Linked DNA regions of Mus musculus: region 2 is linked to region 1. A link is a loop called in an ENCODE intact Hi-C map of the cell type or tissue named here. Cell type or tissue: left cerebral cortex. All regions are shown on one strand.

Region 1 (8,000 bases):
CGCTGTAAGTTCATCTTAACTGGGTGGGATGGCACTGCAGCCAAGCGCTTCCTGACACTATAGCTCCCTATAATTTTATAACATGACAAAGAATATTCACTACTAATATTTTATAATTTATAAATTTTAAAAAAGCAAAACGGAAGTGAGTAAAACTTTAAATTTTTTGCTTCATGTGTCCTTAAGTAGCGTTTTCAAGAGAGTAATGTTTTATAGCACTACAAAGAACGCTAAATCCTATGCAGATAAGCGACAGGAAGGACCAATCATACTCATACCTTTCCGGGTATTCTCCGTCACATCCACCCCAAACTGGATGATGTCACCAGAAAGAATTTCGCATGGCGGACTTTCTTCAGAGCCTCGACTCAATCTCTGGCTATTTATAAAGGTACCATTACTACTTTTAGTGTCTTGGAGATAGAACTGAAAGGAAAATGAAAAGCAAATGGTTAGAGGTAATCGTCTCAAAACTTTTAAAGAAGGACTGTCTGTCACTTTGCAAACTACTTCACGTAGACGTTTCCCCTATCAACTGAAACCACTCATTTCAGTTAGTATTCAATATATATAAACAAAACCTTAAAACAAGATACCTTAAAAGAGAACTGAACATATGGTAGAGCCAAGCAGATTGTGTTACCATGTCTTCAAAGTGTTAAACATAGTTAGACTACAACCCAACAGTTCCAAAATTCCTTGTATTTATCCAGAATAGTAGAAAACACGTCTTCACAAAACAGTCATAATAGCATTGTTCATAAAAAATAAAAAACAGAAACAATGGAAACGTCTATCAACTGGCTCCACTACAAATGCAGCGTATCTCGTATATGACAGCACAAAAGAATTAAGTACTGAGCCGGGCGGTGGTGGCACACACCTTTAATTAATCCCAGCACTTGGGAGGCAGAGGCAGTCGGATTTCTGAGTTCAAGGCCAGCCTGGTCTACAAAGTGAGCTCCAGGACAGCCAGGGCTACACAGAGAAACCCTGTCTCAAAAAACCAAAAAAAAAAAAAAAAAAAAAAAAAAAAGAATCAAGTACTGACACATGGACACCGTCACATGATGAGCCTACATTGCATGAGAACTCAATGCAAAGAAGATAGCTAGGGACAAGAGTGACAGCACATGCCAGCATTCAGGGGGCTGAGGCAGGAGGATTATGAGATCAAGGACAGAAGAAGAAGAGCCTGTCTCAGAAGAAAAGGGAATAGAGAAATGAGGACTGGTGGCAGCTCAGGACAGAGTGCTTGTAGGCACACACAAGGTCCTGGATTCAATGTCCAGCAGGACAGTACAGAAGGTGGCAAGGGAGAACCAGCTGCAGAGATCACCACAAGTCTCCAAAGAGCATACATTGTATTAGGTCATTTTCCCCAAACATACCAAATGTGTAAATACATAAAAACACAAGTACATCAATGATTACAGGGAACTAAGGTAGCAGAGTGACTGATTGATAGTTTCTTTTAGAAATAGTGAAAAAATATGGTTGTACAATACCATGTATGCACTAAAAGCTACTAAGCTAAACACTTTAAAAGGTGAATTTTAATTCTGAAATAGTAGACCATATCTGTAACCCAGCACTCAAGAGTCTGAATTTGATACCAGTCTGAACAATACCAGCGTGATAGTGCCATGCCAGCCTAAGTAATATAATGAAACCTAACCGCAAGAGTAAAATGAAAACATCTCCAATACAGACTAATAGATTCATATATAAATAAGAAATGTGATGGTTAAACAAGTTAAATTATCTTTCCAAAGACCACAGAGGTAACACACACAGACAAGGACTCAGTAAGATCAGAAGAATATAACTTTCATGTTTCATTATCCTTCATTCATCTCTCAAGCACTCTTCAAAATTAATCACATCAATAATTTGCTAAAAATGACAGTTCATTTCATTTATTCCCAGGTAACAATTTAAAGGCTACTATACTATCTGTAAATGATTTATTGTTTAAAATTTCAACACAAAACAACTGCTGACTTTGTCTAGCAATTCATACATTTAATTACAGGTCATTAAATTCTGTTGATATTTTACAAATCTATCCAAAATTTACATCCCTTAACACCAGAAAGACAAGAACAGGCAGCCCTATCAGGAAAGAACAGTTATTCACAAAACCTCTTTTAGCATTAGAACTTATTGTATAAAGAAATGGAGGGGAATACTTTTAATATATCATTAGGAAATGTAACAACAAATGGATTCTGGTTTAACTTTTTAGTATTTATGCCTGGAAATGACATACATAGCTAGTACAAACTTACAGTCACTTCAAACTTCTAATAATGACCTGCTCACCAGCTAAGTGAATTCACAGGATTAAATTCCTATCTTTTTAATACTCTACATTAGTTTTATTTACATATGGTTGGGTGTTTTGCCAGCGTGTCTATTCCTGCACCATGTGCATGCTGGATGCCCAGAGGCCAGAGAGGGTGTGCAATCCCTGGAACTTCGGATGCCTGTGAACTACCACATGAGTGTTGAGAATCAGTTCCGAGTCCCTGGCAAAGATGCTCTGAACCATTGCTCCAGCCCTGTTGTTGTTCTTGTTTTAATATGCAAAGTAAAAGAAAAAAATAAAAGTTCATGGAACAAGGTTCAGTACTATTTATTTTTTAAAACTTTGTTGAAAAGCAAATAAAAGTCTATAACATAGATTATGGACCAACAGCTTATTTGTACATTCTACATATAATTAAAAATAGCAGCCTTTTAAATAAAAAATAATAAATCAGTATTAATGCATGTTCTTTTTAAAATCGACCATGCTATCTTTGGTCTCCACTTAGCTGGTCCATGTTATTTATATTACTTGCTCATTTTTTTGTTTGTTTCTAGTCTAATGGCTTCCAAATACCTTAGAAATATAAGGCAGTTTCTGCTGTAGCCTAGAGCAGCAGTCCTGTGTGACTGTTTCCTCTCTCATGTCTCCCCATGGCACACTAGTGCCCACTCCTAGCTCTGCATATGTACATATGCACAGACTGACTCCTTAAAGCGGTATCTGTAACAACAGACTGATGCTCTGAAAATTTTTCAATGTTGAAAGGCTTTGCAAATATCCAAATAATCAGAAAGAGCTGATGCTCCCAACAAAACAAAAGCATGGTTGGGCGGGGGGAGAAGGAGGGGGGAGAGAAGGAGGGAAGGAGAGAGAGAGAGAGAGAGAGAGAGAGAGAGAGAGAGAGATCACATATATAACAGATAACAACAAATTCTAACTCCATATTGAAGATGTTGGTTCATTTAGTCCTCAAGACAAGCTCGCACATGCCCCAGGTTGGCCGCAGACTTGCTCCAAGCAGAGGGTGAGCTTGAACTTCTGACACGCATCACTCCCAAGTGCTTAGTAAAGTAGTGCGGAGACAAGCTTGGCAAGCACTCCACAAACAGCGACAGCCTTAGCACTATATGGGGGAGTTTTCTAAGTGTGGTTACAAAATGAGTTCTGTATGGACTGCAGGTAATGCACGCACGCATGTGTGCACACACACACACACACACATTTTAAATCTATCTCAACTGTCACATAAAACTGAACAGAGTGACTAAGACAAAAAGCCAAAATCCAGACCCCCACAGACAGCATTTATAGGACAAGTAGATAGTGAGATATCCACATGAGCCTCAAAACAAAAACAGAGAAAACCACTGCATGACCATATACAGGGTGACCAGACCTGAGAATCACAAAATGGCTACCAGGGGACAGTTTGGAGGACAGCAAGAGAAGTTGAAAATAGAAACATCTAGCTCAATCCAATAACCATATATACTTGGTTCCTAGTTGAACCCAGAGCCTTTCTCAGTGAAAAATTAGGCTCTACCACTATGGTAAACAAGGTCTCCCTATGGAAATTCTTAAAACAAACCAGCCAACCAAAGCTGCCTTCCAAGACACAGCTTCTCATAATGGAAAGAAAGCAGCTGGAAATGGAGTCAGAAGTGCCAACAGGGATGGCAAAAGAAAAGATCCATAAAAAGTGGAGAAGGAAAAATAAACTCATGTAGTTTTAGAACGTTTCACAAAAAACAACACAAGAGGGCGCTCTGTGAACTTGGAAACAAACTAAGGAACTTAAGGAAAAATAACTGAAGACACAAGATAGCGAGCACAGGGGTGGGGAGACCTCAGAAAAGGTCGGAGGAGGTAAAAAAATAAATAGAAAGGGTTCTACAAGAAAAGTTGGTGTCATTAAGTACAATAAACAGTGCCTAAAGAGAAATGAAAAGCAATATGGAAGCAATTGTTATAAAACCGCAGAGAAATTATCAAAGGCAGACCGCCAGGGCACCAGGGTAGTGGCTCCTCTCAGCGTCCGTCCACACAGAGACACTTTAAAAAAAGGAAAGAAATCAATAACACCTCCAGAGCCAGCCTTGCTAGAACTCAAGGAAATATGCAAACACTTAGAGCAGTGCACAAACATTCATTCAAGAACAAAGTAATATAAGTGAGCTGGTGCCAGCCACTGCATGTTTTCTCCCCAACAGGAACTCTAGGCCTTTATACTTGTGTGTGTGTGTGGGGGGGGGGGGGGGGTGAGGGAGAGAGAGAGGTCTAAACAGAGAAGAGGAAATAATGGGAAGAAAAATACTCCATGTTCCCTTTCATGCAGAACCTAGATTTTATTAGAGGAAGGAAAGGGGAAGGGGAAGGGGAAGGGGAAGGGGAAGGGGAAGGGGAAGCGGAAGCGGAAGGGGAAGCGGAAGGGGAAGGGGGAGGGTAAGGGAAAGGGAAAGGGGAAGGGGAAGGGAAAGGGAAAGGGAAAGGGAAAGGGAAAGGGAAAGGGAAAGGGAAAGGGAAAGGGAAAGGGAAAGGGAAAGGGAAAGGGAAAGGGAAAGGGAAAGGAAAGGAAAGGGGTTCTGAAAATCAGTAAGAAAACGAATGGTATCACTCACCCTTGGTCTGCCTACCCTCCAGAACAGCAGAAATCTGGACAGCACCAGTATGCATTCCCAGAATGGAACCTTGCTTGGTACCTGACTCCGGAGGGAGCAGATCAGACCGTAATCACAGATTACTGTGTATTTTAACCTCTCCGAAAGTGACATGAAGGACTAATGCAGAACTCACCTAAGTTAGAAAAGTAACTAACTTTTACTGTTTAAAAAGTGTGATTTGCCTATCACAAGCAGTGCCACGTAAGAAAAGTAATCAATGCTACATGCCACCTCAGAAGACATAAGTCAGCCAACGTTATGCACTAATAGAAAGGGAGAACCTCACAGCCGTCTCAATCTACGCAGAAAAGGCATTTGAAGGAGCACAGCACCTCTGCTTGTAAACACTCAGAGGAGGGTGGAATCAGCAGGCAGCTTCCTAACACAAAAACTCAACAACGAACCTTCAGACACAGAACAGCAACCTAACGTCAGGGTAAAACTGCAGATTAAAGCCATTTGTGTGCGACTTGGTGTCCGAAGAGAGCCAGTATAATAAAAGCAAACACTATCACAATGAAGGAAAGAGCAATGGGAAATAGTAAAGAGAGACAGCTGAAAGGAGCTGAGAAACTGAGATGTGGAGACACAAAGAACAAGGGGTGTGCCAGTGGGGGTGGGGGTGCACACGGGCCTCAAGGGTGCGGCAGACAGCCCTGGTGAGGCAGAAGACAGTGATCCTCCCAAAGAACAAGCCTACAGCCCTCACAGCCCCAGGTCCAGGGTTTGGGGCACTTCAGAGCTGCCCAATTGTGTCCCTGGCTGTGTCTCTCCGGGGCTGCTTGGCCTGTGCCACCTTGAGAGAATCCATTCTCTAAAGCTGAGTTACCCTGGATGGCCTGAGAAGTACCAAGCATAAAGAGCAGGGTTGAAGTCAACCTCACAGCCCCAGGGTAAGACAAACAGCAGTGTCAGAGTGCAGGCTGGGCCTTCAGGCAACAGGAGGCTCCGCTCAGGCAGTGATCAGACAGGGTGAAGTGATCCGTCACAGATGGTTAGGGGCTGACCTTAATCATCTTCCATGCCTCCAATCGCTGCCTGGAGCCAGGGACTCAACTTCTGGAACCACCCACCTGCCAAGAGGCTCATTGCTATAGAGCACAAGTTCTTAAACTGTGAGTTGTGATCCCCATGGCAACAGTTAAGGCTTTCTGAAAGTGCAACAACCAAAAATTAACTTTGAAAAACAACTATGAATGAATCTGGAGTATTTCTGGCAGCACGTGCTCCCACAGCACATGACTTCATGGCAGTCCTGGTTCTTTGTGCTGACATGCCATCACAACATGCAAAGCGATTATACCCTGCTGGGAACACTTGGCTTGTGCTCAGGACCAGTGTAGGAGCTTCACATACAAATAGCTCGCCCTCAGCTGGGCAGTGGTGGCGCACGCCTTTAATCCCAGCACTTTGGGAGGCAGAGGCAGGTGGATTTCTGAGTTCGAGGCCAGCCTGGTCTACAGAGTGAGTTCCAGGACAGCCAGGGCTATACAGAGAAACCCTGTCTTGAAAAAAACAAAAACAAACAAAAACCCAAATAGCTCGCCCTCATAGAAACACAATTGTTTAATTACAGAAAACAAAGACCTTTAAGTATTTTACTACTGCTATTTCTTAACATGGAAGCATCAAATTTGGATATCTCTGGAGTATATTAGGTTAAAAAGTTTGATTTTAAAAGCCTTTGTTTGTACTTCTGATTTCAAATTCACAAAAATATGTTATTTTGCCTTGGGAGTAGGACAAAACTTTCTGAATGATTTATGAAATAACCTCAAACATATTTCTGCCATTTTGTCCTATATATTTATAAGTGGTATTCTATTCATGATTATAAAATCAAAATACCGAACCATTCTGTAAAAAAATCTTGAAGATTTTGTAAGTGTTATCAAATGTTCAGACATAATACATAAAAATAAACAACCATAGCTGTGCTATTATATAATTCTGCTTTCAACCAATAAATATCAAAATTATATATATCTATATTATATATATCACAGACTTATTTTAAATTATTTTTATTATTTATTCCAAGTAAATGTTTGATTTACATATTGATTCTAGATGCTTACATACCCATAGTCACATACAAATTTCTCAAGTGACAAAGAATCGGGTGTGGAAAAACTGTAAGAAGCAGACATTAAACACTCTGCAACTACAGTGGGCCACTGTACATCCACAGGCTTCCTCAAACAGAACCTGGTCACAGTTAACATTACAGTCTGGGGGCTGTCGAGAGTTCTAGTTTAGATCTTAGATCCCCAGGCAGTTTATGCTTCAGGAAGGGGTTGTGCCCCCAGTGCACTGGGAGTCACTGAGCTTTAAGAGATTTAATTATTGTACTGTTGAGACGACCTCACCAGATAGCTTTAGCTGGCCTCAAGTTCACTTAGGTCCAACTGCCTGTGCTTCCCAAATGCTGGAATCAAAAGCACAGCCACTACACCCAACACTATTTAACAGATGGGTTCTTTTAAGATTTGTTTTTATTTTTCATAATAATTTTTATGTTTTAATTGGTAATATATTTACATCATTTCACCCTTCCCCTACCTCCTTCCCCCTTGCTTTCTAATTTATGGCTTTTTTCTTTAATTGGTGGCAGTGGTGGTGGTATGTGTGTATTAATTAGCATATAAATACAACATGTTCTATCCATATAATATTACTTGTATGTATATGATTTCAGAGGTGACCACTTGGGTACTGGATCACCAAACTGCATCTCTTCTTTAAGGAAGATTATTTCTCCTGCTTTTAGTACTCCTTAGTTGCCTATAGTTTCTTGTCTATAGTTGAGGTTCCTTGAGCTCTCCCCTTCCATGTTAGCATGTCTAGTGGTATCATTGTTGTTCAGGTTTTGTTTGGGCAGCCACTATGAGACCTATGTACCAGAACAATGGTCAGCATGGCATGATAACCCTAAAAGTTGCTGCAAGAGAAGTATACCACTTGGTGGTATCCAACAGCTCTCTAAATGCACTTAAGAACTGCTCAATGAGGCTGGAGAGATGGCT
Region 2 (8,000 bases), 130 kb after region 1:
TTGTTTTTGTTTTTTGAGACAAGGTCTTTATGTAGCCCTGGATGTCCTGGAACTCACTATGTAAACCAGGGTCAGTTTCTCTGCTAGCTCATTTAACTTACACTGACTTCCCTCTAGCCCCCTCCACATGGCTGGCACTTTACCCTTCTCCACTCAGGTTACCATTCCATGCCCTCTTTGATCCTCTTGCCTCTGCTTGTCTCTCTGGTTGCCCAAAGTTCCACCACGTTTGCCCCAGCACTTGGCTGCCAGCTCTTTATTATTACCAATCAGCAGTAAGACAATGGCAAAACATCTCTTTGGCTACTTTAGTCAGTGAAGGTTGCCCCACCTGCATGTGTTTTGGGCAGGTGTGGAAGGAAAAACATTTATAAAAGAAAACCTGGTGATGGTCATGGAGATGTCGACACCAGATCCTGCCAGCACTTCTCTCTCTGCTGGTACAGAATTAACAATTAAAAATGCAGCATAATCAATACACTGTAAGGAAGGTCACCCCAATAGGTTTACATTTTCTTTTCCCTAGTGATTAATAATGTCGAGTGTCTTTACATGAGTCTTTTATATGCCTTCTTTGGAAATGTTTAAGACTTCTCATCATTGGTTGTCTCAGTTCTTTATATGTCTGGGTGCTGGTCTCTTATCAGACATGCTTTGTAAATTTTTTATTGTTTTACTCTCTGAGTCCCTGTAATGACAATTTTGGATTTTGGTTTCTTTAAAACACACAGAAATATAAGAATGTGTGCTCTTGTTTTAATCCCAGATATGGAGATGTGGGGATGCTTTGAATGACCACAGCACCTGACTTTGACTTACCTCATGCTCTAGCAGTGGCATGGTTTTGCTAGCTACAGATAGTTTCTGCAGTTGTGTGACATTTGGAATTCTGGGAACTTTCTCAGAGGGTGTATGAGTGGTAGGGACTGAGAAGAGGGGTGATGGTTGTTGGTCGTTTAGAGAGGTTGGTTGTGGTTTGTTAGTAGAAGAAACACAAGGAAAGAAACTAGAGTCAGGACTATTTCTAATAACTTTCTCCCCTCTATCTTTGTTTCTCTCCTATCTAGTGGTTGTGGGCTAAAGGGGGTGGGGAAGAGTGGGAAAAAGAAACACCCAGAAAGTAGCAAAGACCAGCTACAGAGCCCCTTTAGGCACCGGTTTTCAGTTTTGATGAAGTTCATTGTATCTAACTTTTCCTTTACTTTTTTTGTGGATTGAGAGTCACTTTCACAAAATCAGATTTAATTTTACAACCATGAATGTCTGGAATGTGTCTTATGGCACTGTTTGGTTTCTTGAACTCAAGAAGCCAGTGCATATGTTACACAGGTTGTACAGCATAAAATTATATTGGGGATTCTGGCTTTGAAAACTTAAAACAGAGTTTATAGACCTACAAAAGAGCATACCCTGTGGGCCCCAGAGGGAAGGCATGGCAGAACAGAGTCTGTCTTTTGGGCTCAGGAGTTTATAATTATCCTATTATTGTTGTTGAGTTTTAACACTGGCAGGTAGTTAGTCCTGATGCATAGAAGTTTCTTTTTCTGTTTGTATCTACCTGGTCCATCCACTTTATACGCAATGGAGAAATAAAGCCGAAGGATAATGTCCTCTGAGGAAAACACAGTTGTGCTGGTTTCTCTTGGCTCTAATTGTAGACTGTTCATTTCTAATCAGAAAGTGGATTGGTTTACAACAAGAAAGATAAAATATTTGGCCTAAGTTAAGATGTATGTACAGATATTCAAAGGTGCATTAAGATGATTGTACTAATGTGAAGGCCCTCTTTTTTGTCTGTTAGCATTGGGCCCTGAATAACTTTGTAAATTAAATATAATCACAGACCTGGATTGTTTCCTTGCATTGGTGCCCTTTCCCAGAGTTGTCTGGCATCCATTTTATGTTTTTAAAACAGTTGAAACTTCTGTGCATGCGAGAAGTGAGTGAGCTCAGGTCCACCTGCCACTCCTTCCATGGATGGCTAGCACTGGAGCCCCGAGTCTGTCATACACCTGATGACGTCTCTGAGTCAGAGTGAAGCCTGCTGCACTGCTGGGCTCTTGTCATTTCTCATTTCAAAAAGAAAAGGCAGTATTTTCATTATTACCAAGAACTTAGTGACAATAAGAAATAGGAAACTTGGGCTGGAGAGATGGGTCAGCTGGTAAGAGCACTGGCTGCTCTTCCGAAGGTTCTGAGTTCAATTCCCAACAACCACACGGTGGCTCACAACCATCTGTAATGAGATCTGATGGATGCGCTCTCTGGTGTGTCTGAAGACAGCTACAGTGTACTTAATAGTAGTATCTATAATATAAATCTTTGGGGGCTGGTGAGATGGCTCAGTGGGTAAGAGCACCCGACTGCTCTTCCGAAGGTCTGGAGTTCAAATCCCAGCAACCACATGGTGGCTCACAACCATCCTTAACGAGATCTGACTCCCTCTTCTGGAGTGTCTGAAGACAGCTACAGTGTACTTACATATAATAAATAAATAAATCTAAAAAAATTAAAAAAAAAATAAATCTTTGGGCTGGAGCAAGCAGGGACTGAGTGAGCGGAGTTGACGGGAGCGAGCAGAGGTCCTAAAATTCAGTTCCCAACAACCACATGAAGGCTCACTCACAACCATCTGCACAGCTACAGTGCACTCACATTCATAAAATAAATAAATAAATAAGTAAATCTTAAAAAAAAAGAAAGAAAAAACAGAAAAGAATAGGAAACATTCTGCTAAATTATTTCTTTCCCTGGCATTTAGTTCTTGTTGCACATTATGTTTTAGCCATAATATATAGAGCATGTATGATTGTAACTAAAAGTATTATGATGTTGATGATGGAATTTTGTGCATGGTAGGCAAACATTCTATCACTAAATTACAGCCCAGTTTACAAGAATTTTTGTTTTTTCTTTCAGGTGAAATTCCTAAGCAAGTTAAAGTGAAAAAGCTGAAGAACCTAAAAACTCTGGATTCTAAACCTGGTATTGACTTCTCTTATTTGTATCTACTTGTGCGACAGTGCATGTGTGGAGGTCAGAGGGTGGTCTGGGAGAGGTATTTCTCTCTCTCTACCGTGGATTTTAGAGATGGGAGTCATGGAGTGTGGCTTGCACAATCACCTTTCCCTGCTGAGTCAGTTTGTTGGCCCGTACTTTTATTAATTTTAAGTATATACTCACCTAGGTTGTTGGCTTTTTCTGTTTATCTTCTTTTCTTAGGAGTTTATACTTCTTACAAGCCATATCTAAACAGAGATGAGGAGATCATAAAACAACTTCAGAAGGTAAATAGCTGCTCATATTATTAATTATCTTTTAAAAGATTTATTTATTATATGTAAGTACACTGTAGCTGTCTTCAGACACCCCAGAAGAGGGCATCAGATCTCATTACGAATGGTTGTGAGCCACCATGTGGTTGCTGGGATTTGAACTCAGGACCTTTGGAAGAGCAGTTACTGCTCTTAACTGCTGAGCCATCTCACCAGCCCCCCATATTATTAATTTAAATCTCCTCCTTGAGGTATGTAAGATTTAGTCAGGCAGTGTGCGGTTCTTGTTTTGTTATTGTTGTTTGTTTTTATATAATAATGTGAAGTTGAACTTCACTTTTTAAACCCTCTGCTGCTGATTGAGCCTCATGCATGCTAGGTAAAGGCTTTACCTTTAACACATATCCCTAACTTAGAATCTTAGTTTTTCTTCTTTTAGCCCTGGCTGGCTTAGAGCTTACTATGCAGACCAGGCTGGCCTTGAACTTGTAATCGTCCTGCTTCTGCCTCCTAAGTGCTGTATTACAGGCATGTGCCATCTTGCTTTGACTTGCATTATCTTTGAAAAATTAAAAAAATCTGTGTGTTTGTGTGTGTGTGCGTATGAAATTCTCTCTTTCCACGTTTTATTTGGGTTCCAGGGGAAAATACCTTTACTCACTGCTGCATCTTGCTAGCTCTGATGCACACTTCCCCCCCCCCCCCGCCCGCCCCCGCCCTGAATCACTTAAATCCAACCTTAGGTTTGTATGTTGTTGCTCAACCTTGTAGTATCAGCACTAGGAAACTTGAGACGGAAGGATCTAAGTTCTAGACCTATCAGGCCCTTGTCTCAAAAGTAGACACATAGGTATGGTGAGATGACTCACCAGGGGATGGCGTTGGCTGCCAAGCTGACAACCTGATTCAGTCTCTGGGAAGGACCCACATGCTGCAAGAGAGAGGAGAAAACTAACTCCCACAAATTGCCCTCCACATATTTTGCAGTGGTATGTATGTGCTTCTTCCCGCATCCCCAGTCATACACACACACTGCTACATACAAAATAAATGCATAAACCTGAGTTGTCTCAGGATGTCCATAATAAAGACAGAACTGACCCCTGCATGTTGTCCTCTGATCTACACAACCGCTCCTTGGCACACATGCACACGCACACATACAAACTAATGTATTGACCAAGCCAGCTCAGTCAACAGGATCTCAAGGGAGGGAGTGAAGGTTGAAAACGAAGAAAAACAGACAAAATGATCCCAGACTCCAGCCAGCGCTGAGGCTGAGGCTGCTTTCTGTCTCTGCAGCCTGCTCTGTAACATTCTAGGTACATCCAAAACACACGGTCAGTTCTTAGAGCAAAGACTACAAAAGTCATCAAGGCGGTCACACAGACAGTACGTAAGTAAAGCGCAAGCAAAGGGTCACACAGGCAGTGATGTAGGAAAGCAGCACACAAAGCCCCGGGGTCACTGGGTCTCACATCCCGATCTGAGCCCAGTGACAGATGCCAAAGTTCTACAAGTGGCACCAAAAGCTCTCAACAATGTAAATAATTTTTTTTAATTTAAAAATAATCAAAAGGCAAGGGGCTGCAAAGGTGGTTCAGTTGGTAAGGTGCACACACACATAATCAACATGCCAGCGCACAGACTTGAGTGTTGGCTCTGTAGATATGGGGAAATGCCAGTCATTCTGGAAACCTAGACATTGTGAAAATATCACTAACAGTAAGAGAAAAATTGGGGGGCTTTTTGTTTTAAGAAATGTTAGTAGTATTAATATAATGTATGTAAAATAAAGATTATTTTCATTGTGAAGTGATGCTCTTAAGTATGTGATAAATGATATTAATACATATATGTTCTTGGGTTTTACTCTGAGGATTTTTAAATTAAATTTATATTTGAATGATAAATGCAAATTATTTGTATTAATATAATACTGTGGTATTTTGATACATGTATATATTGTATCATCTTTCGTCAGGTTAAACAATCCCATTTCTTCAAACATTTATCATTTCTTTGTAGTGAAAACATTTAAAATCCTTTCTTGTTTTTTTTTTTTTAGATATTTAGTACATAATTATTCTATGATTACCCTGCTGTACAATAAGGTATAGCTTGCTCTGTCAAGCTGTAACTTAGTACAGTTACAGTTAAGCTTTCTCTCCCCAGCCTTCAGCTAAAGCTTCCTTTTACAAAATTTACAAAATGAACTTAAAATTAAATTATTTCAGTATAACATTCTAAGTATTTTGGTTGGTTGGTTGGTACTAAATTTAAATGTCTAGTTACAAAGTAGTTGGAGTTGGTTGTTATCTTACATTTCCTGACACTAAAATATGGATTTCCATTTTCTTCTTGCAAGGGTATACAGCAGAAGCGTCCTTCTGAGGCCCAAAGTGTTATTCTCCGGCGCTATTTTTTGGAACTAACACAAAGTTTCATCATTCCATTAGTAAGTTATTAATCTTAATGATTTACTGAGTGTGTATAAATGTGATTCCCATCTTTCAAATCTTAAGTTATATGCTTTGCCAATTAATGGGTTTAGTGATTTACAATCCAGCCACTTAGGAGAGGTGTGGATCCCTGGCTCCAGTTCACTTGGTAAGTAAGTAGTTCACTAAGGAAGTAGGTAAGTCATCTGGCTTCAGTCTGCTTGTCCTTGAGATGTGCCTAATTCTATGGTCCCTGAATAACTTTGAAGTTCATTAATGCATTTTTTGAAGCAGGGTTGGAGTTTATTAAGAGATGGACAGTGTACATTACAAGCACTAGGTTTAAGAGAAAGAAGAACAATCAGAAAGATCCCTGAGAACATGGTCATAGGCTTCTTGAAGGGTAGTCACACATTATAAGTCTTTATTGAGATACTAATACAATTTTTATTCTTTTTTTATTCACCATTCTTTTGAAATAGACACAGAATTATTTGCATTGCTTTTTTATTTCTGTGATAAGAGACTATGGTCAAGGCAGTGTATACAACAAAAGTTTATTTGAGCTTATAGTTGCAGAGGATTAGAGTCTGTGACCATCATGGTGGGGGCATGGCAGTATGCATGACGTCACAGTGTTGGAGCAATAGCTAAGAGCCTAAGTCTTGATTCACAGTCTTGAGGCAGAGAAAGCTAACTGGGAATGGCCTGAGCTTTCAAAGCTCAAGCTAACCCTCAGTGATACACTTCTTCCAACAAGGCCATACCTCCTAATACTTCCCAAATGTTTCCACCTGTGGGAGTAAGTATTTAAATATATGATCCTATTCTCATTCAAACCTCCACCATCCAGAATGCATAGAGTTAAACTGATTGGCGTCGGGTGGTAATGAAGGGAGGGTGGTGTAAGGATCTTGCACTTGCAAAGCAAATACTCTGCCATTGAGCTACATCCCTACACTACACTTCTGATATTAAGAGCATGGGATGTTGAGCTCAAAACAATAAAATTCAATCCATAATTCCAGGTGATAAACATTCCAAGATACCAGCTAGCTACCTTTGATATAAAACTTGACGATCCATGGTGATTACCTAACAATCCCAGCACTTACAAGACAGGAACAGCAGGATTGTTGAAAATCAGAGGCCAGTCAAGGGCCCAGAGTGCATTCCTGCCTCAAAACCAACAACAACAAAAAACCAAAACCAAAAACCACCACTACCACCAACAAAAAGCCCTTCAACAACACTGAAAAGGCCTTGTATTGCAAAGGCAAGAGCAGGTTTGTTTATGAACTTTACAGTGGTGCAGGTGGCTATATCTTCATTCGTATTTGTTACGTAAGAACCAGTAGTCAAGTATAGTCTCCCCTGTCTGTCTCTGTCTCTCTCCCTCTCTCTCCCTTCTGTCGGTCCTTTCTTCCCTCCCTTTTGTCTGTCCTTTCTTTCCTCCTTATCCTTGGCTGGCATGGAACCCACTATGCAGATCAGCCTGGCTCCAAATTTGGGACAATCTTTTTGTGTGTCTGCCTTGTGAATGCTGGTATTATGTGTGCCACCACACCTTGCTAAATGTAGGTTTTTTTAGGTGCCCCAAAGCCCATTAAAGACTATTAAAGTTGTATCACCATAAAGCCACAATTTATTATTTAAGTACTTTGTCACTGTGACAAATTCTCAGTTCAAACGGAGGATTTAGTTTTGCTCATAATTTCAGAGACTTGAGTGAAAGGTCAGCCTGTCCACTGTTTTAGGCTTGAAGCAAGGTAGTCTGTCACAGCAGTGTGAACCTGTAGCAGAGGCTGCATACTTTGTGAGAAAGGGACAAGGTTTCCCATCCAGGGTTGTCCTGTCTGTGACCTCTTGTAAGGTCCTACCTCTTCCTAGCTCATTCCATACAAGTTTAGCAGTGGATTAACCCATTGATGACTTTAGTGTTTCTACCATTCACTCACCTCTCAGTTGTATCCCAGCTAGGGAACCAAGCTTTAACATATGAGTCTTTTGGTAGGATGCTTTATATCCAATCACAGAAACCCTTACAGTAGTGAGTTTAATACCAGTGTTTCATTTTTAGAAATCGAAGGGTTTCCACTGAATCAGTTTGTTTCGTTTTTCAAGATATGATTTCTCTGTGTAGTCCTGGCTATCCTCAAACTCATAACTCTGTAAACCACAGAGATCTCCCTGCCTTTGCTCCCCAAGTGCTAGGATTAAAGCTTTTAGTGGGATTTTAACTTTGGGATTAAAGACCACCCACCTAACTGAACTAATTTTTAAA

Evidence for each region. Peaks named below come from ENCODE experiments on the same cell type or tissue, not always from the same donor. Only the 100,000 strongest peaks of a DNase experiment are listed, where the experiment ranks them.
Region 2: it touches region 1 in a loop (2.4-fold over the local background); 10 of 42 quality-filtered maps call a loop at or near these places.

The regions. Positions count from the first base shown.
Region 1 is chr14:26,482,541-26,490,540 of GRCm38, forward strand. It overlaps Slmap (sarcolemma associated protein), which reads right to left. Exons shown (of 23, transcript NM_001310445.1): 2 at 279-426. Among named protein-coding and RNA genes, the nearest start is that of Gm24031, 11 kb to the right of the region's middle. In left cerebral cortex, a CTCF peak has its summit at 4,066 (motif pointing right); DNase peaks (open chromatin) are centred at 4,069 and 6,093.
Region 2 is chr14:26,613,672-26,621,671 of GRCm38, forward strand. Dennd6a (DENN/MADD domain containing 6A) reads left to right here. Exons shown (of 20, transcript NM_001134465.2): 13 at 2,920-2,985; 14 at 3,223-3,287; 15 at 5,644-5,733. Among named protein-coding and RNA genes, the nearest start is that of Arf4, 20 kb to the right of the region's middle. In left cerebral cortex, no CTCF peak of the experiment used is centred here; a DNase peak (open chromatin) is centred at 4,199.